2 separate regions of the Homo sapiens genome follow, and region 2 is linked to region 1. A link is an interaction called in ENCODE POLR2A ChIA-PET data of the cell type or tissue named here. Cell type or tissue: K562. All regions are shown on one strand. Each heading gives the region's core, and the rest is flanking DNA. Links, peaks and the distances in the headings are about the cores only. Region 1 overlaps DNM2 (dynamin 2). Region 2 holds the start of MIR199A1 (microRNA 199a-1).

The links. Peaks named below come from ENCODE experiments on the same cell type or tissue, not always from the same donor. Only the 100,000 strongest peaks of a DNase experiment are listed, where the experiment ranks them.
Region 2: POLR2A ChIA-PET joins it to region 1 with 5 read pairs; 13 of 35 experiments call an interaction of 5 or more read pairs at or near these places.

What each region holds. Positions count from the first base shown.
Region 1 is chr19:10,731,478-10,748,477 of GRCh38, reverse strand. The region is part of intron 1 of DNM2 (dynamin 2); the gene reads right to left. Among named protein-coding and RNA genes, the nearest start is that of MIR638, 22 kb to the right of the region's middle. RefSeq lists a silencer at 9,468-9,537. In K562, for the core only: a CTCF peak has its summit at 11,661; a DNase peak (open chromatin) is centred at 11,137.
Region 2 is chr19:10,817,373-10,826,525 of GRCh38, reverse strand. It overlaps DNM2 (dynamin 2), which reads right to left. Exons shown (of 21, transcript NM_001005361.3): 16 at 6,437-6,546; 17 at 2,627-2,738; 18 at 1,305-1,469. It overlaps MIR199A1 (microRNA 199a-1), which reads left to right and starts at 9,030; the gene lies at 9,030-9,100. In K562, for the core only: a CTCF peak has its summit at 6,104 (motif pointing right); DNase peaks (open chromatin) are centred at 4,569, 5,235 and 6,125.

The sequences.
Region 1 (17,000 bases), core at 7,032-15,031:
CACAGTGTCCGCAGGTAGGTGCCACTGCATCCCTGTGGTCACCCCAAAGGGCAGGGAGGGGAGAAACCCCTCACGAGGCTGCAGACCTGGGGCTCCCCTGGCCCTCACCCACCCGCCTTGTCCAGCCGCGAGTCCTGCTGGTTTCACCTCCACATCAGGCCTGATTCTGCTCAATTCCCTCCACGTCCAAGGCTGTCAGCGTGTCCCACTGTCACCTGCCTACACCAGTGCAGTCGTGCCCTTGGTCCCCACAATCTGCCTCCCACAAAGCAGCCACAAGGTGCCTGTGCACACCATGTCACTGTAAACCCCTTTGTTATGGGCCCTCCTTGGGCTCCCGCTTCACTTGGAATAAAAGCCAGACTTTTCCCTGCAGCCCCCCAAGCCCTGCACGACCTGTCCTGTCACCTTCCTGTCCTCACCTCCCCCTACTCTCTGTCTTGCTGGCTTTACTCCAGCCACATATGCCTCCTCCATGTTCCCGAAACACACCAGACACTGTCCTGCCCCAGGGCCTTTGCCCAGGCTGTTCCCTCAGCCTGGAACCTTCTTCCTGCAGCATTAACAGAGCAGGCGGGCAGCTCCCAGCAAACTGCACCCTCCCTCCCCCCGCCATAGGAAGCTGCTCCCCTTCTTTCACACATCAACCCGCTCAATGCTCAGTGCCACTCACAACTGGCATCTTCCGGGTTCCTGATGTGTTCACCCAGCTGCAGTCTGTCCCTGCCCCCACCTCAACATCCTATTAGAGTGGCAGCCTCATGGGCGCAGGGTCCCGTATCGGCCCCTTCTCTGCTCTCTCCCCAGTACCCAACACACACCCAGGCAGGAGGCAGATGACCAATGCTTGCAGAACAATGGGCCAAATCTGCCATTTTACAGATGAGGAGACTTCTCACTTCCACAATCCACTCCTGGCCTCACTCCTCCCCAACATTCCCAGCCCAGCAGCCCCTCCCTGATCAGGAATCCTGCAGCTCCCGGCTCGAGGCCCGCCCTTGGCACTCAAGCCGTGGCATCACCTGCTCCCTGGTCTCATCCAAGGGACACAACAGGCTGGGAGCAAAAGCAGGAGGTGACCTGTGGCAATTCGTGATCGTGGCTCTGGGACTCTCCAGGCCCTGGCTGGAATCCAGTATTTCCTTTCTGGACAAGATGGGCAGGTCAGGTAACCTCTTTGTGCCTCAGTTTCCCAATCTGTTATGTGGGAATGATGCCACCTGCCTCAGAGAGGAGGTGGAAGGGTTTGTGAAACTCTTACCATGATACCCAAAAGAGAACATTCGCCCCATCGAATCAAAGTAAAACTCAGGCTGAGCACAGTGGTTCGTGCCTATAATCCCAGCACCTTGGCACGCAATCTCTTGAGCCCAGGAGTTTGAAACCAGCCTGGGCAACATGATGAGACCCTGTCTCTACTACTAAAAAAAAAAAAAAAATTGGTTGAGTGCGGTGGCTCATGCCTGTAATCTCAGCACTTTGCGGGGCCGAGGCGGGCAGATCACCCGAGGTCAGGAGTTTGAGACCAGCTTGGCCAACATGGAGAAACTCCGTCTCTACTAAAAATACAAAAATTAGCCAGGCGTGGTGGTGGGCACCTGTAATCCCAGCTACTCGAGAGGCTGAGGCAGGAAAACCGCTTGAACCCAGGAGGCAGAGGTCACAGTGAGCTGAGATTGTGAGATCATGCCATTGCACTCCAGCCTGGGCAACAGAGTGAGACTGTCTCAAAAAAAAAAAAAACAAAAAACAAAAAAAAAGCCGGCACGGTTGCTCACACCTGTAATCCCGGCACTTTGGGAGACCGAGGCAGGTAGATCACCTGAGGTTGGGAGTTCGAGACCAGCCTGACCAACAGGGAGAAACCCCGTCTCTACTAAAAATACAAAATTAGCCAGGTGTGGTGCATGCCTGTAATCTCAGCTACTCGGGAGGCTGAGGTGGGAGAATCGCTTGAACCTGGGAGGCAGAGGTTACAGTCAGCCAAGATCACACCATTACACTCCTGCCTGGGCAATAAGAGTGAAACTCCATCTCAAAAAAACAAAAAGGAAAACTCGATACAATGTAAGAACATGACCCTCCTCTGCTCATAACATTTGACGGTTTGACAGTTCCCAAGTGCCCCCCATGGCCCTGTCACCTCCGTGCCCTCCTCCCCCACCACCCCCTCACTCCCTGCCTCCAGCCACATTGGTGGTCAAGAAACAGCAAAAAGGCCGGGCGTGGTAGCTCACACCTGTAATGCCAGCACTTTGGAAGGCCGAGGTGGGTGGATCACCTGAGGTCCAGAGTTCGAGAGCAGCCTGGCCAACATGGTGAAACCTTGTCTCTACTAAAAATACAGAAAAATTAGTGGGGTGTGGTGGCGTGTGCCTGTACTCCTAGCTGCTCAGGAGGCTGAGGCACGAGAATCGCTTGAACCTGGGAGGCAGAGGTTGCAGTGAGCCAAGATCATGCCACTGCACTCCAGCATAGGTCAGAGTGAGACTCCGTCTCAAAAAATGAAATAAAAAGAAACAGCAAGGAGGCCAGACATTGCTGTCGCAGGGCCTTTGCACATGCTGGCCTCCTGCTTCGAAAGACCATCTCATCTCCTCCAAGTATTTCCACAATCCTGGCTATCTCCGGTTACCAGGGACTCAACTCAGATGTCACCTCCTCAGAGAGGTCTGTCCCCTACTGATGCCCACCTCCCCTTCATGTTGCCCTGTTTTCCTTCTAAACACAGCACTGCCCACTAGTTGGTACTTTTCTGGTTTATTTGCACCTCTTTTTTCAGAGACAGGATCTCACTCTGTCATCCAGGCTGGAGTGCAGTGATGCAATCATAGCTGACTGCAGCCTCAAACTCCTGGGCTGAAGCGATCCTCCTCCCTCAGCCTCCTGAGTAGCTCGGACTACAGGCACTTGCCACCACGCCCAGCTAACTTTTTTTATTTGTGTTTTTCTGTAGTGATATGCTGCCTAGGCGATCCTCCCACCTCAGCCTCCCAAAGCCCTGGGATTTCAAGCGTGCCCAGCCTAATTGCTCATTTATCTAACAGTCCCAACTAGAATATCAACACCTTGAGGGCAGGGGTCTTAAGCGCCCTTTCCCCAGCACCCAGAAACATATTAATGCAGTGGTTTGGCAAGGACAGCCGACTCCCTGAGGGCAGTACTTTGTGGAATGAAAACCGATAATGACCTAAATGTCCACTGGCAGGGAACTGGCTAAATCAATCTTGGGAGCTAGTCCGGGGAGCAATGCAGGCTGCAGTGCCGAAGGTCAAGTGCGATGCACGGACTGGATTATGCGTGGGGGATGATGTCCTCCACTTCGGGTTTTTTTTCCGCACATCCCCATTTCCTGTGTATGGACAGCAGGCTTGAGGTCATGTGAGGTGTGCAAATGAAAAACTTGCTGTTTTATAGTCTCCAACGTGATTTGAATGTCAGGCTTTTATAACTTTTTTATAACTGTGATTGCAGGCCAGTGTTGACCTTGTAACTTTCAGCAGTACTGAGAAACCCCAAAGAAACTGGCCGGCCCAGCAGCATTTTCAAGAGTGACGGGGAAACTGCTCAAATGTGGGGTCCTGGAGCTCACAACTCCGCCCTCCTAGGGGTGTCCTCGGTGTCATCCTAACTGCTCCCCACTGCAAGGGGTGGCCTGAGTACCCCAGCCAGCCTGGTGAGTGCCAGCTGTGGGACCTTGTTAGCAAAGTCTCTCCCATCTTGCAACAGGTGTCCTGCTCTGTAAAACGGTTGTGGTGAGGACTGGAGGAGACAGTTCCAGTTGCCAGGGCAAAGTGAACGCTCACTGTGTCTGCAGCCCTTACAGGGTGGTCAGCCATGTATGGATTTCCAGCTCTGTACCACCCTGAGGGCCCAAGTGAACTAGAGGCAGGCAGCCGGGCACCACCCACAGTCTGCATTCCACAGCCAGCCTCCTGGAGCCCCTTCCTTCCAGGGGAGTAGGTAGTGACCTCCAGGCAAACACGTTCTAGTTCCCTCCACCCCGAGACTCTCCCGGGGTGATGGGGAGCCAGCCCATAAGGAAATATCCAGGCAGACTCAGTCCACAATGTCACAAGTGACAGGAACAGCCCGGACCCGTTCTTGAGGTCTTTGTCCCACCCCCACAGCGTATCTCTCGGCAGATCCTGCCTTGGATATCCAGACCCATCCCCTCCTCCTCTGTTTCGCTCTAATGTCCTGAGGCCAAGTCTCCCATCTCAGGGCAAAGCCTCCCCCAGGCTCCCTGCCCCACAGGCTTGGAAAACTGCAAGTCAGATCACACTGTGTGCCTGATTTTTAAAGAATTTTTTTTTTTTTTAGATGGAGTCTGGCTCTGTCACCCCAGCCGAAGTGTAGTGGCAGGATCTTGGCTCATTGCAACCTCCGCCTCCTGGGCTCAAGTGATTTTCCTGCCTCAGCCTCCTAAGCAGCTGGGACTACGGGCGTATGCTACCACGTCTGGCTAATTTTTGTATTTTTTTTTTTTTTCTGGAAACAGTCTCGCTCTGCTGCCCTGGCTGGAGTGCAATGGCGTGATCTTGGCTCACTGCAACCTTGCCTCCCGAGTTCAAGCAATTCTGCTGCCTCAGCCTCCCAAGTAGCTGGGACTACAGGCGCACGCCACCACACACGGCTAATTTTTTTTTTTTTTTTTTTTTTTTTTTTGAGACAGAGTCTCGCTTTGTCACCCAGGCTGGAGTGCAGTGGCGCAATCTCGGCTCACTGCAAGCTCCGCCTCCCGGGTTCATGCCATCCTCCTGCCTCAGCCTCCTGAGTAGCTGGGACTACAAGCACCCGCCACCACACCCGGCTAATTTTTTGTATTTTTAGTAGAGACGGAGTTTTACCATATTAGCCAGGATGGTCTCGATCTCCTGACCTTGTGATCCACCTGCCTCCGCCTCCCAAAGTGCTGGGATTACAGGTGTGAGCCACCACACCCAGCCACACCTGGCTAATTTTTGTATTTTTAGTAGAGACGGGGTTTTGCAAGGCTGGTCTCGAACTCATGACCTCAGATGATCCGCCTGCCTCAGCCTCCCAAAGATCTGGGATTACAGGTGTGAGCCACCATGCCTGGCCGCATGATGTTTTTTCTCACCCGAGCACCTGTGCTTCCTTCCCACCCCTCAGGCCCCCAGCTAGAGCATCAGCTCCACAGGACAGGGATCTCGTCTGTCTTGTTCACTGCCCTGCCTCCAGCACACTATCTGGCACACAGCAGGTGTTCAGCAAATGCTAGCTGCACGGCAAAAGAAGCTGGCATCACGGCCGGGCGTGGTGGCTCACACCTGTAATCCTAGTATTTTGGGAGGCCATGGCAGGCGGAACACCTGAGCTCAGGAGTTCAAGACCAGCCTGGGCAACATGATGAAACCTCGCCTCTACAAAAAATTAGCCGGGCGTGGTGGCACACGCCTGTGGTCCCAGCTACTTGAGAGGCTGAGGTGGGAGGATCACTTGAGCCCAGGAGGTTGAGGCTGCAGTCAGCGGAGACTGAGCCACTGCACCACAACCTGCATGACAGAGGGAGACTCTGTCTCAAAAAAAAAAAAAAAAAAGAAAGAAAAACAAGCTAGCATCTCCAGGGCACTGCACAAAGCTCCAGGCACACAGGGCCTTCTTCCACCTTCACAGGGCTCTGGCCAACCCTGTTTTGCAGATGGGGAAACCAAGGATAGAGAGATTAAGTCATCCGGTCTATTGGCACACAGCTAAGAGCAGCCCTCCTGACCAATGAGGCACCAATCCAACCTGCGTCTAATCTCCATCTGCCAGGCACCATCCCGGTCACCACACAGCACTTCCAGGGGCACACAAGGAAAGGAAACCTTGGACTCCAGAGACAGGAAGGCCAGGCTCAGCTTCCTCATGGGGACAACTGAGCAAGATCATTGGGTGAAGACTCTGCAGCCTGGCAGCTCAGCCACAGCCTCACGGCAGGAACTGAATGAAGGCTGCCACTTCCCCAGCCCTCAGTTTCTCTATGAAATTGGGATAACAGCACCTACACTATGGGGTTGTCAGCAGGACAAACCCAGGGTCTAGCACGCATAAGGCCCTATTCCACAGGACTAGTTCACTAGTTCATGAGGGTGACGGGGGTGGGAGTGAAGGATGTCAATGCCTGGCACCACAACAGGCACAGACCCTTCTTCTTGGCACCCCAGCAAAGAGCCTTGGCACAGCCTTTCCTGGTGGGCCTGGCAACATCACTCTAAATCCACTTCTGATGCAACATGGCACTCCCTTGCAGGGTATCCACCCTGAGCATAGCAGACACACAAGCCTGCGGACCCCCAAGTCTCTGGCAGGAGGGGAAAAACTAGAAATAACCTAAAAATTCAAGGGGGAGAGTGATCAGTGTTAGTGGGAGTAGGCTCGACCCAGGAATACTTGCAGCTATAAAAAAGCACAGGACTCTCTCATGATGCTGCAATCAAGCAAAAACAAAGAAAGAAAAAAAGAAAGAAGGAAAAGAAAGAAGGGTAGAGGAAAAAGAAAAGAACAAGAACAAAAAGGAAGGAAGGAAGGAAAGAAGGGAGGGAGGGAAAGAGGAAGGTAAAGAGGAAGGTAAAGAGGAAGGGAGGGAGGAAGGAAAAAGCACAGAACAAAAGAAATATTGGCCAGGCGTGGTGGCTCACGCCTGTAATCCCAGCACTTTGGGAGGCAGAGGCGGGTGGATCACAAGGTCAGGAGATAGAGACCATCCTGGCTAACACGGTGAAACCCCGTCTCTACTAAAAATACAAAAAAAATTAGCCGGGCATGGTGGCGGACACCTGTACTCCCAGCTACTTGGGAGGCTGAGGCAGGAGAATGGCGTGAACCCGGGAGGCGGAGCTTGCAGTGAGCCAAGATCGCGCCACTGCACTCCAGCCTGGGCGACAGAGCAAGACTCTGTCTCAAAAAAAAAAAAAAAAGAAAGAAATATTGGCCAATTTGGGGCTGAGCACAGTGGCTCATGCCTGTAATCTCAGCACTTTGGGAGGCCAAGATGAGAGGATCACTTGAGCCCAAGAGTTCAAGGCCAGCCTGGTCAATATAGCAAGACCCTACCTCTAGAAAAAATACAAAAATTAGTCGGGTGTGGCACACGCCTGTGGTCCCAGCTACTCGGGAGGCAGAGGTGGGAGGATCATGTGAGCCCAGGAGACAGAAGCTACAGTGAGCTATGATCATGCCACCACGTTTCCAGCCTGGGAGACAGAGCAAGACCGTGTCTCCAAAAAGAAAAGAAAAAAGAAAGAAAGAAAGTTGGAGACTTCAATACCCCACTTTCAATCATGGATGGATATCAGCATTGGTATCAGGCAAGAAAAATAATAATAATGGATGGAACAACCAAATAAAAGATAACAAGGAAATAGAAAATACGAAACCAATAAGACCTGACAGATGTGTACAGAACACTCCACCCAAGAGTAAAATACACATTCTTATCATGTGCATATGGAACATTCTCCAGGACACACCGTATTCGAGGCCAAGCCATAAAACATGACTCAATAATTTTAAAGAGATTGAAATCATACAAAGTAGTTCCTCCAACCACAGTGAAATGAAGTTAGAAATGAACACAAGAAAGATGTTTTTCAGAAATTCTCAAATATATAGAAATGAACATACTGCTAAATAACCTATGTATCAAAGAAGAAATCATAAGAGAAATGAGAAGATATGCTGAGATAAATGAAAATGAAAACACAACATATCAAAACTTATGGATGCAGCTAAAGCAGGTTTACAGGGAAATTCATAGATGTAAGCAACTGTATTTAAAAAGAAGGAAGATTTTGGCCGGGCGCGGTGGCTTACGCCTGTAATCCCCACACTTTTAAGAGGCCGAGGTGGGTGGATCACCTGAGGTCAGGAGTTTGAGACCAGCCTCACCAACATGGTGAAACCCCGTCTCCACCAAAAATACAAAAATTAGCCAGGCATGGTGGTGGGTGCCTGTAGTCCCAGCTACTCAGGAGGCTGAGGCACGAGGATGGCGTGAACCTGGGAGGCGGAGCTTGCAGTGAGCCAAGATCGTGCCACTGCACTCCAGCCTGGGCGACAGAGCGAGACTCCGTCTCAAAAAAAAAAAACAAAAAAAAGAGAAAGATTTCAAATACTTTCAGATTTCAATAATCTTCCACTTCAAGAACCTCAGAAAAGGAGGGTAAACCAAATCCAAAGAGAAAAGAAGGAAATAATTAGAGAAGAAATAAAGAGACTAAAAAAATGGAGAGAGAAGTTAACACCACCACAATTTGCTCTTTGAATAGATCAACCAAACTGACAAACCTTTAGCTAGATTAACCAAGAGAAAAAGAGATAAGACTCAAATTACAAAAATCAGAAATAAAGAGGAGACATCACTACCAACCTTTCAGAAATAAAAAAGATGATAAGGGAATACTATTCTAACAAATTAAATACACCCTAGATGAAATGGACAAATTCCTAGAAAGACCCAAATTACTGAAACTGACTCAAGAAGACACAGAAAAACTCAATAGATGTACAAGAAATTTAATTAGTATTCAAAAAACGTCCCACAAAGAAAAGTCCAGGCCCAGGTGGCTTCATTGGTGAATTCTTTTTTTTTTTTTTTTTTTTTTTTTTGAGAGAGAGAGAGAGTCTTGCTCTGTTGCCCAGGCTAGAGTGCAGTGGAGTGATCTCGGCTCACTGCAACCTTGCCCCCCAGGTTCAAGAGATTCTCGTGCCTCAGCCACCCAGAGTAGCTGGAATTACAGGCATGTGCCACTACACCCAGCTAATTTTTGTATTTTTAGTAGAGAAGGGGTTTCACCATGTTGGGCAGGCTGGTCTCATCAATTCCTGCCCTCAAGTGATCTGCCCGCCTCAGCCTCCCAAATGCTGGGATTACAGGCGTGCGCCACTGCACCCAACCAGCATGGATGAATCTTGAAAACATGATGCTAAATAAACAAAGCCACACACAAAAGGCCATATACTGTAAGATTCCATTTATAGGAAATATCCAAAATTGGCAAATTCACAGACAGAAAGGACATTAGTGGCTTCCAGGTGCTGGGGGAGGGAGGAACTGCTTCATATGTATGGGTTTAGGGGAAATGAAAGTGCTACAAAATCAGATAGTGGTGCTGGTTACACAACTGTGAATATACTAAAATCCACTGAATAGTATATTTCAAAAGGATTAGGTATTATGGTATGTGAATTATATTTCAATAAAAATATTTCAGGAAAATAAAACAGTACAGGAGTTCCCCATGTCCCCATAGAAGAACAAGGGAACACGTCCTTCTTTTATTTATTTATTTATTTTTGAGACGGAGTCTCGCTCTGTCGCCCAGGCTGGAGTGCAGTGGCGTGATCTCGGCTCACTGCAAGCTCCTCCTCCAGGATTCAAGCCATTCTCCTGCCTCAGCCTCCTGAGTAGCTGGGACTACAGTACAGGCGCCCGCTACCACGCCCCGCTAATCTTTTGTATTTTTAGTAGAGACGGGGTTTCACCGTGTTAGCCAGGATGGTCTCAATCTCCTGACCTCGTGATCCGCCCACCTCGGCCTCCCAAAGTGCTGGGATTACAGGCGTGAGTCACTGAGCCCAGCCTTTTTTTTTTTTTTTTGCGATGGAGTTTTGCTCTTGTTGCCCAGGCTGGAGTGCAACGGTGCGATCTCAGCTCACAGCAACCTCTGCCTCCTGGGTTCAGGCACTTCTCCTGCCTTAGCCTCCCAAGTAGCTGGGATTACAGGCACCCACCACCACGCCCAGCTAACTAACTTTTTTTTGTATTTTTCATAGAGATGGGGTTTTGCCATGTTGGCCAGGATGGTCTTCAACTCCTGACCTCAAGTGATCCACCCGCCTCAACCTCCCAAAGTGCTGGGATCACAGGCGTGAGCCACCACACCAGGCCAGGTCCTTCTTAAAGAGTAACAACCGCTGGGATCCCCAGGAAGGGCCTGGCCTCCAACTGTGGCCAGTCCTCATCCCACCCTCCTGTAGCCCTCCCTCCCCTGTTTTTTTTGTTTTGTCTGTTTTTGTTGACATGAGGTCTCACTATATTGCCCAGGCTGGTATCAAACTCCTGGGCTCAAGCAATCCTCCCACCTCAGCCTCCCAAAGTGCTGGGTCTATGGGCGTGAGCCACCATGCCCTGCCACCTCGTGCCCTTTGATACTGATCTCAATGAAAGTCTCCACTTCCTTTTTATTTATTTATTTATTTATTTATTTTTTGAGATGGAGTCTCGCTCTTTCACCCAAGCTGGAGTACAGCGGCGTGATCTTGGCTCACTGCAACCTCCACCTCCCAGCCTCAGATGATCTGCCCACCTCGGCCTTCCAAAGTGCTGGGATTACAAGCATGAGCCACCACGTCCGGCCTACTTCCTTCTGTTGTGAGACTAATGCTTGTCTCCTCTGCCAGGCCTAACTCCTCTTGGTGGCAACCAGGCCTGTTTGACTCCAGAAGGGTGGCAGTTCAGGTCAGAGCCTGGCACAGAGCAGGCTCAGCAGACATTGCTGAGTGGGTCTTGCTCAGTGATTGACAAGTACATCAATGAGTGCATCCCGAGAGGGAGATGGGTGCCCCGATTACCTATCGCATGCCAGGCACCATGCAAGGGACTGCGCTACAGCCAGGGGCACCGCCCTACCATGGGGCATTCCCCTTCTAGTGGGGGGAGACAGAAAGAGAAATCAAACAAATAGGCCGGGTGCGGTGGCTCATGCCTGTAATCACAGCACTTTGGGAGGCCAAGGCTGGCAGATCACCTGAAGTCAGCAGTTCGAGATCAGCCTGGCCAACATAGTGAAACCTCGTCTCTACTAAAAATACAAAAATATACGGGCATGTTGACGTGCGCCTGTAATCCCAGCTACTTGGGAGGCTGAGGCAGGAGAATCGCTTGAACCCGGGAAGCAGAGGTTGCAGTGAGCCAAGATCGCCACTCCACTCCAGCCTGGGAGTCAGAGCAAGACTCCACCCCAAAAAAAGAAAACAAGAAACCAAACGCATAGGTGGAACAATGACAGGAATGACAAGTGGTTCCAAGAAAAATTAAGCAGGGGAAGGGGACAGAGAGAACAGGGTGGGGCGTTTGAGCAGAGTGGCCAGGGGGAGAGCCTTTTGAGAAGGAGGCTTTTAAGCAGAGGCCTTAGAATGCTGATGAAATGAGCCACAGGGTTATCTGGGGGAAGGGCAGTGCAGGCAGTGGAAGCAGCATGTGAAAAAGCCATGAGGTAGGACAGCGCCTCACCTGCATGAGAACATCATGGAGCCTCAGGGACGACTTCATTTTTACCCTGAGGGAACTGAGGGCCAGGGAGGATTCCAAGTAGAGGAAGGATATAGGGTCTCCCTCTGTCTCCCCGGCTGGAGTGCACTGACAGGATCACAGCTCACTTCAGCCTCAAATTCCTGGGTTCAAGCAATCCTCCCACCTCAGCCTCCTGAGTAGCTGGGACTGTAAGTATGCGCTGCCATGCCTGGCTAATTTTTAAATGTTTTGTAGAGATGGGGGTCTCGTTATGTTGCCCAGGCTGGTCTCGTACTCCTGGGCTCAAGAGATCCTTCCACCTCGGCCTCCCAAAGTGCTGGGATTACAGCGTAAGCCACGGCGCCCAGCTAGGAAGGATATTCTTAACAGGCTCCCTCTGTCCACTGCAGGGAGAACAGCCTGGGGGTGAGGACAAGGTTAAAGGTGCAAGACTGAGGAGGCAGAAACTGTACTGGTCCTGGGGAAGTAGTGACAGTGGATGGAATAATACACAGTTATAAAAACCAGTACCAGCTGGGCACAGTGGTTCACGCCTGTAATCCCAACACTATTGGCACACCAGCCTGGGTGCCAGAGAGAGACTTTGTCTAAACAAACAAACAAACAAACAAAAAACTAATACCGTGGCTTTCCACGTACTAATACACAATGATCTTTTCTATGAAATCAACAAGCTGATTCTAAAATATATATGTGGAGGCAAAGGAACTAGACTAGACAAAACAATTTTGAGAAACAAGAAAAAAGAGGACTCACATGGCCTGATTTCAAGTCTTACTATAAAGCTACAGCAATATAGAAATGAGTGGGCGTGGTGGCTCACGCCCATAATGCCAGCACTGTGGAAGGCTGAGGCAGGAGCATCACCAGCCCAGTAGTTTGAAACCAGCCTAGGCAACATTGTGAGACCCCATCTCTATTTTTTTCTTTTTTTCTTTTTTTTTTTTTTTGAGACAGAGTCTCACTCTGTTGCCCAGGCTGGAGTGCAATAGCGCGATCTTGGCTCACTGCAACCTCCACCTCCCGTGTTCAAGTGATTCTCCTGCCTCAGTCTCCCAATTAGCTGGGATTACAGGCACCCACCACCACGCCCAGCTAATTTTTTTGTATTTTTAGTAGAGACGGAGTTTCACCATGTTGGCCAGGCCAGTTTCAAACTCCTGACCTCAAGTGATCCACCTGCCTCCAAAGTGTTAGGATTACAGGCGTCAGCCACTGTGCCCAGCCCCCATCTCTATCTAAAAAGAGAAGAAAGATATGTGGTTTTGGAGAAAGGACAGAGCCATACATCAACGTCACAGAACAGACAGTTCAGGTTGGACCCACACAAATATGGCCAACTAATTCCAGACAAAAGCAACTTTAGGGAGAAAGGATGGTCTTTTCAATAGTGCCAGAAAAGGCCGGGCACAGTGGTTAATGCCTGTAATCCCAGCACTTTGGGAGCCAGAGGCAAGAGGATTATTACATGAGTCTAGGAGTTTGAGACTAGCCTGAGCAACACAGCGAGACCCCATCTCTTGAAAAAAAAAAATTAGCCGGGCGTGGTGGTGGGCGCCTGTAGTCTCAGCTGCTCAAGCGGCTGAGGCAGGAGAATCGCTTGAATCCGGGAGGCGGAGGTCGCAGTGAGCCAATATCACACCATTGCACTCCAGCCTAGATGACAGAGCGAGACTCTCCAAAAATAAAATAAAAATAAAATTTTCCATGATCCCAAAGGATAGAGTATGAAAAGAAGAAAACTAGTAACTTTCCAGTGGGGAAACCTAGCAAGCCTACCTCAGCCAAGAGATCAAGGTCAGCATCATCAGTTATCACTGTCAATAATTTATCAGTCTTGTTGGTATCCTATACTCCTGATAAGATTCACAGAAGATGGCTGGACGAGGTGGCTTACGCCTGTAATCCCAGCACTCTGGGAGGCAGAGGCGGGCAGATCATGAGGTCAGGAGATCGAGACCATCCTGGCTAACACGGTGAAACCCCGTCTAAAAAAAAATACAAAAATTAGCCGGGCATGGTGGCAGCCTGTAATCCCAGCTACTCGGGAGGCTGAGGCAGGAGAATGGCGTGAACCCAGGAGGCAGAGCTTGCAGTGAGCTGAGATCGCGCCGCTGCACTCCAGCCTGGGCGACAGAGCAAGACTCCATCTCAAAAAAACAAAAACAAAAAACAAACAAACAAAAAAAGATTCACAGAAGAGAGGGGCACCTCACCAATGGCCTTCTTCCCCAAAACTCACACCCCAGGCTCACCATGAAGAATTCCAGATAAGCCCTAATTGAGGGACATTCCATGACTTACCAAGGTTATAAAAAACAAGGAAGGGCTGAGTTGCTTCCCAGACCAGAAAAAGGCTTAAGGAGATCCGACAACTAGATGCAATGTCCAGTCCTAAGACAGGAAAAGGGGTGATTTTGTTTGAAAAATAAAATTTCTCAGTATGTATACTTCCAGACAGCAAGACCCCCATCTCGATAAAAAAAAAAAATTTTTTTTTAAATTAGTCTCATATGGGAAAAATTGAAGAAATCTGTACATTCTGGCTTTGGCTTTTTTTTTTTTTTTTTTTTTTTGAGACAGGGTCTGGCTCTGTTGCCCGGGCTGGTGTGCAATGGTGCAATCATCACTCACTGCAGCCTCAACCTCCAGGGCTCAAGTGATCCTCCTGTCTCAGCCTCCAGAGGAGCTGGGACTCCAGGTGAGCACCACCAGGCCAAGCTAATTTTTTTTTTTTTCTACACACGAGGTCTCACTATATTGCCCAGGCTGGTCTAAAACTCCTGGGCTCAAGCAATCTAGCCTCCCAAAGTGCTGGGATTACAGGTGTGAGCCACTGTACCTGGCCTCCCTTCCTTTTTTTTTTTTTTTTGAGACAGAGTCCCCCTCTGTTGCCCAAGCTGGAGTGCAGTGGCTTGATCTCAGCTCATGGCAACCTTGGCCTCTCAGGTTCAAGCAATTCTCCTACCTCAGCCTCCCGAGTGGCTGGGACTACAGGTGTATACCACCACACTCAATTTTTTGTAGAGACAGGGTTTTGATATGTTGTCTAGGCTGGTCTCAAACTCCTGGCCTCAAGTGATCCACCCACCTTGGCCTCCCAAAGTGCTGAGATTACAGTGTGAGCCACAACATCCCGCCAGGCCTCACTTAATAGTAGTATACCAAGGTTAATTTCATTCATTCATTTTTTTTTTTTTATTTTTTGAGATGGAGTCTCCTTTTGTTGTCCAGGCTGAAGTACAGTGGCGCGATCTCGGCTCACTGCAGCCTCCGCTTCCCAGGTTTAAGCAATTCTCCTGCCTCAGCCTCCCAAATAGCTGGGACTACAGGCACATGTCCCCACACCTGGCTAATTTTTTGTATTTTTAGTAGAGATGGGGTTTCGCTATGTTGGCCAGGCTGGTCTTGAACTCCTGACCTCAGGTGATCCACCTGCCTCTGCCTCCCAAAGTGCTGGGATTACAGGCGTGAGCCACCATGTCCGGCCTCATTCATTTATTTTTAGAGAAGAGGTTATGTTGCCAAAGCTGGGCTTTAACTCCTAGACTCAAGCAATCCTCCCGCCTCAGCCTCCTGAGTAGCTAGGTTAATTTCTTGGTTGTAAGAAATATAAAATTAGAGGACACTGGTGAAGGATGTACAGGAGCTCTCTGTGTTATCTTTGTACTTTCTGTAAATTTGAAGCTTATTTATTTTCTCTAAATCTAAAATTATTTCTAGGCAGGGCGTTGTGGCTCATGCTTACAATCCCAGCACTTTGGGAGGCTGAGGCAGGCAGATTACCTGAGCTCAGGAGTTCAAGACCAGCCTGGGCAACATGGAGAAACCCTGTCTCTACCGAAAATAAAAAAAAAATGCCGGCCATTGTGGTGCGCGCCTGTGGTCCCAGCTAGTTGGGAGGCTGTGGTGGGAGAATGGTTTGAGCCCGAGAGGGGGAGGTTGCAGTAAGCCGACATCATGCCACTGCACTCCAACCTGGGTGAAAGAGTGGGACCCTGTCTCCAAAAAAAAAAAAAAAAACCACACCAGCCCAGGCGCGGTGGCTCACACTGGTAATCCCAGCACTTTGGGAGGCCGAGGAGGGTGGATCACCTGAGGTCGGGAGTTCAAGACTAGCCTGGCCAACATGGTGAAACCCCATCTCTACTAAAACTACAAAAATTAGCTGGGCATGGTGACAGGTGTCTGTAATCCCAGCTACTCGGGAGGCTGAGGCAGGAGAATCGCTTGAACCTGGGAGGCGGAGCTTGCAGTGAGCCGAGATCGCGCCATTGCACTCCAGCCTGGGGAACAAGAGCGAGACTTTGTCTCAAAAGAAAAAAAAAACAGAAAACAAAAGCCAAACATTCTTGGAGGCACTAAATATAGCAGGGACCTGGTGCAAGACAGTCACATTCTGTTGAGACTTTGGACTGTGGAGCGGGAGCGTTTGTTACTAGACTTATAGGCTCACTGGTTGGATGAGTCGGGGGTAGTCACACCTAGAAATATATATATATATATAAAAAATCTGGCAAGAGCCACAGACTGCTAGAGGTCGTTCCCATGCAAAGGACACCCAGCCTTACTCTGTGCACTTCCGGACAGGGTGAATTGTTTTTCCTTTTTTTTTGAGACGGAGTCTCGCTCTATCACCCAGGCGGGAGTGCAGTGGCGCGATCTCGGCTCACTGCAAGCTCCGCCTCCTGGGTTCACACCATTCTCTTGCCTCAGCCTCCCGAGTAGCTGGGACTACAGGCGCTCGCCACCACGCCCAGCTAATTCTTTGTATTTTTAGTAGAGGTGGGGTTTCACCGTGTTAGTCAGGATGGTCTCAATCTCCTGACCTCGTGATCCGCCCGCCTCGGCCTCCCAAAGTGCTGGGATTACAGGCATGAGCCACCGCCCGGCCTGTTTTTTTTTTTTTTTTTTTCTCCACAACGAGTAAACAGTTGAATAACTCCTTTAACAGAAAAGAGTTTAAGGGCGCGGTGGCTCATGCCTGTAATCCCAGCACTCTGGGAGGCTGAAGCAGGCGGATAACCTGAGGTCAGGAGTTCAAGACCAGTCTGGCCATGGTGAAACCCAGTCTCTACTAAAAATACAAAAAATTAGCCGGGTGTGATGGTGCACGCCTGTAATCACAGCTACTCGGGAGGCTGAGGCAGAAGAATCGCTTGAACCTGGGAGGCGGAGGTTGCAGCGAGCCGAGATTGCACCATTGCACTCCAGCCTGGGCAACAACAGCGAAACTCCGTCTCAAAAAAAAAAAAAAAAAATCAAGCCTGTGCATCAATTTTCACCCAGTGCTGGGAGCACATTCCAGGTGGGGCCTCCCCACCTCAGAAAGCAGCCTGACCTGAGCTTCCCAGCAACCTGTCCAGGCCACCAGGGCAGGCACCACAGAAGCCGGGCTTCCGTCTGACTGGCTTCCGCCCAGACAACGGGGAACTCAGTGTTGCAAGACAGAGAGATACATCAACCCAAACCACAGGAAGCCTTCGTCAAGCTGAGCCAGTGGCTCGTGGCCTCTCTCAGTCACTGTCCCCTGATGTTGATGTAGAAAAGAACAACCTGGGGGCCGGGCACGGCGGCTCACGCCTGTAATCCCAGAGCCTTGGGAGGCCGAGGCGGGTGGATCACCTGAGGCCAGGAGTTCGAGACCAGCCTGGCCAACATGGCAAAACCCCATCTCTACTAAAAATACAAAAAATTAGCCAGGCGTGGTGGTGCACACCTGTAATCCCAGCTACTC
Region 2 (9,153 bases), core at 1,154-9,153, 84 kb before region 1:
CAGCCTGAGCTGGAGATACTATCAGTACAGCTGCATTTCACTGAAGAGGAGCCCAGAGCCCTGAGAGTCTCCAGGGAACCCGGGGCCAGGCGGGTGACGCCCATGAGGAAGAGGCTGGGCCCCAGATCATTAGGACACAGCGGCTGCCCAACACAACCCAAGGGTATGGTTGCAACCAGGGTAAACGTGGGTTTGAATCCCACTTCCCACTTTCCTAAGGAACTTGGGGCAGGTTACTTGATCTCTCTGGCCTTGTTTTCTGTCTGTGAAATGGGGAAGATGGCCGTTCTCCCTCCTGCAGTTATTCTGATGCCAGCCTAAGTTAATTCAGAGAAGGCGCACACCTGCAGTGTTCACTCCAGTTAGTGGACTTGATGGGACTATGGACCCAGTGTGGCTCGGAAACCCTAGGGTTTCCCAAAGAGGATGGCCGTGCAGATTCTGGTGTTCAAAGGGTGGTGATTCATTCAAATTTGTTGTTGCTGTTGTTGGACACAAGGTCTTGCTCTGTCGCCCAGGCTGGAGTGCAGTGGCATGATCATAGCTCACTGCAGCCTCAACCTCCTGGGCTCAAGTGATCCTCCTGCCTCAGCCTCCCAAAGTGCTAAGACTACAAACAGGTATGGCCTAGGGTGCCTGGCCTCCTTCTCATTTTTTTTTTTTTTTTTTTTTGAGATGGAGTCTCGCTCTGTCAACCAGGCTGGAGTGCAGTGGCACGATCTTGGCTCACTGCCATCTCCATCTCCCAGGTTCAAGTAATTGTCCTGCCTCAGCTTCCCGGGTAGCTGGATTACAGGCACCCGCCACCATGCCCGGCTACTTTTTGTATTTTTCTCTCTCTCTCTCTCTCTTTTCTTGAGACGGAGTCTCACTCTGTCGCCCAGGCTGGAGTGCAGTGGTGCACTCTAGGCTTACCACAACCTCTGCCTCTTGGGTTCAAGCGATTCCCCTGCCTCAGCCTCCTGAGTAGCTGGGATTACAGGCGTGAGCTACCGTGCCCGGCTAATTTTTGTATATTTAGTAGAGATGGGGTTTCACCATGTTGGTCAGTCTAGTCTCGAACTCCTTAGCTCGTGATCCGCCCGCCTTGGCCTCGCAAAGTGCTGGGATTACAGGTGTGAGCCACCGCGCCCAGCCTAATTTTTGTATTTTTAGTAGAGATGGGGTTTCACCGTTTTGGCCAGGCTGGTCTTGAACTCCTGACCTCAAGTGATCCGCCCGCCTTGGCCTCCCAAAGTGCTGGGATTACAGGCGTGAGCCACCGCACCCAGCTACCTCCTTCTCATTTTTAGTTCTCCACTCACATTGTTGATCATGAGGTGCATGATGGTCTTTGGCATGAGGTCGCGGATGGACTTGTTGATGATGGCCACGTATGAGTCCACCAGGTTGCGAATGGTCTCCACCTGCCGCTCCAGTTGGGGGTCCATGGAGAAGGTGTTCTCCTGGGCCCCATCCTCGTTTTCTGCCTGCAAGCGGGAGGGGAGGTGCTGAGGGGTGACTGTGGCCTGGGCCAAGTCCTGGTTCTCTGGAAACCATCTGCCCTATTGTCCCACCAATAACTGACCTCAGGCTGGCCCCTGACAGCCCCACTGGCACCAGATAGGCCTGCTTGCCCTGGGCCAGAGCTGCCCAAACAATGGGGTGACCCTGGCTGATGCTGGGGTGGATCCCCTCACCTGGGCATTGGAACGTTGTTTTTTTGTTTTGTTTTTTTTTGACACAGTCTTGCTATGTCACCCAGGCTGCAGTGCAGTGGCACAAACACAGTTCACCGCAGCCTCAACCTCCCAGGGAGAGCTCAAGTGATCCTCCCACCTCAGCGCCCTGGAGTAGATGGGATTACAGGGGTGCGCCACCATGCCTGGGTATGTTTGTATTTTTTGGAGAGAAGGGTTTTGCAACATTGCCCAGGCTGTTTTCGAACTCCTGGGCCCAAAGGATCTGCCCACATTGCCTCCCAAAGTGTTGGGATTGCAGGTGTAAGCCACCACACCCAACCTTGGGACATTTTATTTTATTTTTGAGATGGAGTCTTGCTCTGTCGCCCAGGCTGGAGTGCAATGGCGTGATCTCAGCTCACTGCAACCTCTACCTCCCGGGTTTAAGCGATCTCCTGCCTAAGCCTCCTGAGTAACTGGGATTACAGGCACGTACCACCATGCCTGGCTAATTTTTGTAGTTTTAGTAGAGACGGGGTTTCACCATGTTGGCCAGGCTGGTTTCGAACCCCTGAGCTCAAATGATCTGCCCACCTCAGCCTCCCAAAGTGCTGGGATTACAGGGGCGAACCACCCACCGTGCCCGGCAAGGCATTTTAATATTGGGGCCAAGGGTGGCCATGTTCACTCTACCTCAGGATGGAAGGGGAAAAGAGAAGAGAACAAAGCAAGTGGGACCCCATCCCCTGTGTGCCCCGGTCACTGGCTTCCGTGAGGGAACTTTCTGGGCCCTGATGACAAAGTACCCCCAATTTCTCCTTTGCTTGCTCAAGTGGGCATCTGCTACATGATTTCAGAGACTCCTGGCTAACATGGCCTGAAAATGACCTGTCCTGGGGAAAGCCAGCCCTGCTTCCTCTCCCAGGTGGGGGCTCTGGGCCTGGCTGCGCAGGACGGCTCCTCACCTGGTCCTTCTCGGGGTAGACGCCAGCTCGGAGGAACGAGGCCTTCCAGCTGTCCACGTCTTCCTGGGAGTCACAGGCCAGCTCGATCTGCCGCAGGTCCTTGTAGACGTTTCTGCGGGGGGGTGGGGAAGGAGGGGCACAAGCTTGACCCTGCCATGGGTCTGGCAGACTGCCGAGAGGAATGGGCTCTAGGGGTCTTTCTGACTGATCAGGAACCCAAACCCAACCCAGGCTTCACCTGGTCATGCTGAGGGGTCACCGTGAGTGACGCCTACACAGAAGAGCGCTGTGCACAAGCTCGGCAAGTGTCTGAGTTTCTTTGTTTCTGTTGGATCAGCTGACTCTTCTCTTTTCCTGGGCCCCCAGAGGTGGGCATGTGACCCTCGACACCAACTGTGGCTGGGAAGCTCCCACTGGGGCATTTTCAGGAAAGCCCAGAGCAGCACTGTCCACCAGAACTTTATTATTATTATTATTATTTATTTTTTTTTTTTGAGACGGAGTTTCGCTTTTGTTGTCCAGGCTGGAGTGCAATGGCGCAATCTCGGCTCACCGCAACCTCCACCTTTCGGGTTCAAGCGATTCTCCTGCCTCAGCCTCCCGAGTAGCTGGGATTACAGGCATGCGCCACCACACCTGGCTAATTTTAGTATTTTTAGTAGAGATGGGGTTTCTCCATGTTGGTCAGGCTGGTCTCGAACTCCTGACCTCAGCTGATCCGCCCACCTCGGCTTCCCAAAGTTCTGAGATTACAGGTGTGAGCCACTGTGCCCGAATGTGTTTTGTTTTGTTTTTGAGACAGAGTCTTGCTCTGTCGCCCAGGCTGGAGTGCAGTGGCGCGATCTTGGCTCACTGCAAGCTCCGCCTCCCGGGTTCACACCATTCTCCTGCCTCAGCCTCCCGAGTAGCTGGGACTACAGGCACCTGCCACCACCCCAGCTAATTTTTTGCATTTTTAGTAGAGACGGGGTTTCACCGTGTTCGCCAGGATGATCTCGATCTTCTGACCTCGTGACCTACCTGCCTCGGCCTCCCAAAGTGCTGGGATTACAGGCGTGAGCCCCCGTGCCCGGCCTGTGTGTTTTTTATAAAAAAAGTTTTGGCTGGGCACAGTGGCTCACGCCTGTAATCCCAACACTTTGGGAAGCTGAGGCAGGAGGATCAACTGAGGTCAGGAGTTTGAGACCAGCCTGGCCAACATGGTGAAACCCCGTCAATACTAAAATACAAAAAATTAGCTGGGAGTGGTACTGCATGCCTGTAATCCCAGCTACTCGGGAGGCTGAGGCAGGAGAATCGCTTAAACCTGGGAGGTGGAAGTTGCAGTGAGCCAAGATTGTGCCACTGTCTCCAGCCTGGGCGACAGAGTGAGACTATGTATCAAAACAAAACAAAAAAATTTTTGTAAAGTTTAGGCATGGTGGCTCATACCTGTAATTCCTGCACTTTGGGAGGCTGAGACAGGGGGATTGCTTGAGCTCAGGAGTTGGAGACCAGCCTGAGCAACACAGCAACACCCCCATCTCTACAGAAAATACAAAAATTAGCTGGGCATGGTGGTGTGCGCCTGTAGTCCCAGCTACTCGGGAGGCCGAGGCGGGAGGATCACTTGAGCATGGGAGGTGGAGGCTACAATGAGCTGAGATCATGCCACTGCACTCCAGCCTGGGTGGGTGACAGAGGAAGACTCCATCTCAAAAAAAAAAAAAAAAGAAAAAGAAAAAGAAAAAAGAACCAGGGTCTCAAAGCTGGGAGATAAATGGAATGGATGCTAAACAGTGCTTGCAGATGGTGGTCTACAGGCCAGGCCCCGTGCCACATGCCACGCACATTTTCCTGTCCCACATCCAGGTGTGGTTAAGACAGCCAAGCTGCCCACAAAGCCTTTAAGTGAGAGTTGGGTTTGTGGTCAGCAAGTGGCTGCCCCGAACGACCTCTGGATGAGGTTGTGTGGGGAGAGGCATGCCCTTGTAGCTCCTCCTCTCCTTCCTGCTGCTGCCTGGGACATCATCACAATGGCTGGAGTCTGGGCAGCCATTTTGGACAAAGAAGTAGAAGTCGGGGTTTTGGGCCAGGTGCAGTAGCTCACACCTGTAATCCCAGCACTTTGGGAGGCCGAGGTGGGTGGATCACCTGAGGTTGGGAGTTCGAGCCCAGCCTGACCAATATGGAGAAACCCCGTCTCTACTAAAAATAAAAAATTAGCCAGGCGTGGTGGTGCATGCCTGTAATTCCAGCTACTTGGGAGGCTGAGGCAGGAGAATCGCTTGAACCCAGGAGGCAGAGGTTGCGGTGAGCTGAGATCGCACCATTGCACTCTAGCCTGGGCAACAACAGCGGAACTCCGTTTAAAAAAAAAGTCAGGATTTCATGGCAGGCCTGTCCCACCGCAGAGCTCGGCTTCTGCATATCAGGTGGAATCCTGAGGAACATGCAGGGCCTGGACCCTGATGCCTGTGGAGCTGCTCCACTTTGCCCGGGATACTAAAGTCTGGACTTAATTTACACAAAAAACTATCAACCATCTTATCTTGTTTTTGCAGCTACTACTCTGGGTTTCCTGAACCTGCTCTTAAAAGATATATCAGATAATATTGTCACCCTCCCTGTACAGGAGGCACACGGCTCAGGGACCTGGGACAGCTGCCAGGTGTCATATGGCCAGGGGCAAGCCTAGAAGAGCTATGAAGGTTTTCACGGCCAGCTGGTGGACAAATGGGTCTCGAGCTTTAGGCCAGCCAGAGCAAAGCAGGAGGGAACCAGGAGACTCAGCTGGAGTTGGTGGGTGTAGCCAAGCAGTAGGCAAGGAGGTTCTGGGGCCAGCAGGGAGGACGTCAGTGCCTGCCTACAGGTCTCAGGGTACCACCGGGCCTTTACTGACAGCTAATCCCTGACTCAGGTGGGCCCTGCTTCCTGGATGAGCGTGATTGTGTGAGCATGGGAAGAGCCCTCCTGCCAGCTGGGTTTCTTCCTGAGAGCAGTGTCTCTGCTAAAGTCTCCAGCTACGCCTCATGGGACAGATGTACTGTGAGCTTCCTGGGGCCTCCCATTCTCCAGCTTCACTCTCCTGGGAGCTCATCTGGTTTCGTTCCTTGAAATACCATCCACGCAATGGTGACTGCCCAGTTCACATCCCAGACTGGAGCTCGTTCCTGGACATCACACTCCTCGATCTACCCAGGTGCCTCCCTGATGCACCCTCTCCCTTGGCATGGCCTAAATGGAGCTCTTGGCTGTCTCCAGGCCTACCTGCCGCTGCCTTCCCCACCTCGGCCAATGGCAGCAGCTGGGCAGTGCAGGAGCTCAGGCCCACGTACTCAGGGTCACAATTGGTGCCTTTCTCTCTCATATCCATGCCCACCAGGGCTCCGCCTGACTCTTCTACCCAGAATCTGCACCCTCCTTCCCTATGGGTTCTGGCCCCATCATCGCCCACTTGGACAAGGCAGCGGCCTTTGCCCTCGTCCCCCATCTCTCACCCTCTCATACTGTTTCCCTCTCAGCCACCAGAGGGCTCCTGCAAGCACCTGAGCCAGGTCCTGGTCACCCTGTGCTCAGAACTCTCCATGGCTCCCACTGACTCGGAGCCTGCCTTCATCCTCATCTCTGCCCAGAGAGGTCATCTCTGACCCAGCACGGGAAGCATCCCTGGCATTTGCTATTTCTCACGTGACTCCCCTTTCTAAAAGCTGGGTCCCAAGGGCAGGGACTGCTGACAGCCAGGTGCTCAGTGCTCAGTGAAGGTTGTGGAGTGTGAATGAGGCCATTGGTCTTCACCCCGAGCCATCCCCAGGCCCCTGGGCCCCTCACCTCTGCTCCGTGTTGAAGATGGCGAAGACGTGCTTGTTGGACATGAAGCCCTTCTCCACATCACGGATCTTGAGGTTGTCCAGAGGCAGCATGTACTTCTTCTCTTTCTCCTGAGGGTGGAGGGAAAAGAGTCACCCTGAGCGGTCCACGTGACAACTCAGGATGCCCCAGGCCAGAGCGTGTAGCATGCGCCACCACCAGCCCCGGGGGCTTCTCAATGCTGGTCGCTGCTGTATATGAGCCCATCTGCCGGCCCTTCCCCGTCCGTCACTCTGTCCCAGCCACGCTGCCCTCCATGATGCTCCCTGAGTATCCCACCTGGGTTCCTACCCCAGGGCCTTCGGACGACCGGGCTACTGCCTGATCCTGACACTTGCATGGCTCCCTCCTGCCCTAACTCTACCCGCACCCTCCCCACCTCCATCCTCCTTTTCCCTCACACAACACGTCACGTATCCTGCGCTTGTTGACCTAGGTGCCTGACTGCCTGTGCTTATTGACCTAGGTGGCTGACTGCCACTGGACTGACTCAAGTTTCTCCAGGGCAGGGACTCCTGTTGAGTTCACTGCTGACATGTGGCTGACGGCACGCACAACACAACTGCCCCTCGCCTTGCACGAAGTGAATGGAACTTTTATCTGGGCTCCATCTTTGAAACGAGCCTAGGAGTGAGTTACCTCTGTGATGCCATTTTACAGAGGGGAAGACTGAGGCAGAGAGGAGCAGGGCTGGGATTTCAACCTTGGCCGCTTTAGGACATCTTGGGGCTGGATAGGTCCTGGGCCAGGTGCTGCAGAAGCCTTACTCCCTTTCTTTATTATTATCATTATCATTATTTTAATAGAGATGGGGTCTCGCTATGTTGCCCAGGCTGGTCTTAAACTCCTGGGTTCAAGCGAGCCTCCCAGAGTGCTGGGATTACAGGTGTGCACCACCGCACCTGCCCTATCACTTGCTTTCTAAGGTTGGCCCTGTTCAGGAAGCACCAAGTGCCAGCCACGGCTGTCCAGACTGCTAGGGAGGCAGCTCAGAGGTGGGCCCCTCGGCCAGGGGCAAGGGGCTGGCGAGTCACGGAGCTGGGGGTGGCACCCTGGAGTCCCACACTCACCCAGTGATGTGTGTGCCCACCCGCCACAGCAGCAGCTCTTGGGGACCCATGCCATGCACTGCTTGGTCTCAGTTCACGGATCCCTCCTAGCTCAGAGAGGGAAGCTGGCTGCCGAAGGCCACACGGCAGGCAGCGCAAGCCACAGCAGGACTTCAGAGGCCAGGTCTCTGTGACCCAAAGCCCAGTCCTCCCCACAGTGCCCCTGGCCCTTCTTCTCCCTGGGCCGTCTCTGGAAACTCCTCTCATGTCCCCTCACTGCGCTGCCCCAGCACAAAGCCTAACCTGGCTGCCGCCTCCAAGTTCAGGAGCAGCCACAGTGACTGTGGAGAAGGCAGCGGGGGCTCCCTGGCAAGTGGGGGCCAGCTGGGACTGTCAGGACTTTGCAAGGGGAGCCAGGATGAAGCAGTGGGCTTGGCACATGGGCTCAGCCTCAGGGCGTTAGGAGCTCAGCATGGTTGAGGTGATGCCAGCCCTGCCCTTTCCTGGCCGTGTGCCCTCGGGCAAGCCACTTCCCCGCCACCTCCCATTTCATCTCAGTTTCCTCATCTATCCAAGGAGGATGGAGGAGCTTGGTGCCCACTGCAGAGCTGGTGCCCATGAGCACCCGGGATTTTCTTTGGTTGCTCTTGTGAGCGGCTCCAGGATTAGCCTGCCAGGCTCTAGGCAAAGAAGTAGGGCAGAGCATAGGAAGAGGGGCCCGGTGGCCATGGAGGGAGCAGAGCATAGGAGAGGGGCCCGGTGGCCATGGAGGGAGCAGAGCATAGGAGAGGGGCCCGGTGGCCATGGAGGGAGGGATGCCGCTGCGGACCCAAGGGAGGGAAGGTGATGAAGAAAGCCTGCACCCGTCATCCCAGGCAAGGCTGGGTAACACAGGGCCTGGGTCCCTCCCACCTTTCGGGGAAGAGTTTTGGGGGCTTTAGAAGGGGCTAGGGGAGGGGGCTCTGCAGAAGCCCTGCCCCCGGCTCGGACGTTTGCCCAAGGGCCTTTGCTGCCCTGACCCTATCATATCACGCGGCCGGAAGCTTCCAGCCAGCAGGGCCAAGTAACTGAGTCACAGGCCATTCCAGCTAATGCCACATCTGGAACTGTTTACAGTGCGATTCCGCCGAGAAATCAGTGGCCGCCTTCCTGGTGCTGCCGGCACGCACGCGTGCGCGCGCGCGCACACACACACACACACGTGTGTGTGCGCCCCTCCTCCCCACCCCCGACCCCCAAAGAGTCAGACATTCCTCCTGAGCCCAGAAGCCACGATCCCAAACCCTGCCTCCTGCTCCGCCTCCCCCACTCTTTAGGATTTCCTGAAAACCCAGAACTTTCTCCAGATGCGAGCCGGCCCCAGCCTTGCCACGTCAGAAGGGACAGAGCGGATCGTCTCGGGAAGAGTGGTGGTTTCCTTGGCTGCTCAGAGGTGCTGAGGCACGGCCTGGCCTGGTGGCCCCAGCGTCTGCCTGGGGGGTTCTGCAGGATGGATAGCCGGCCCCGCCAACCCAGTGTTCAGACTACCTGTTCAGGAGGCTCTCAATGTGTACAGTAGTCTGCACATTGGTTAGGCTGGGCTTGGGTGAGCGGCTCGTCGAGACAGGCCCCCCAAACTCGCCGGCAGGT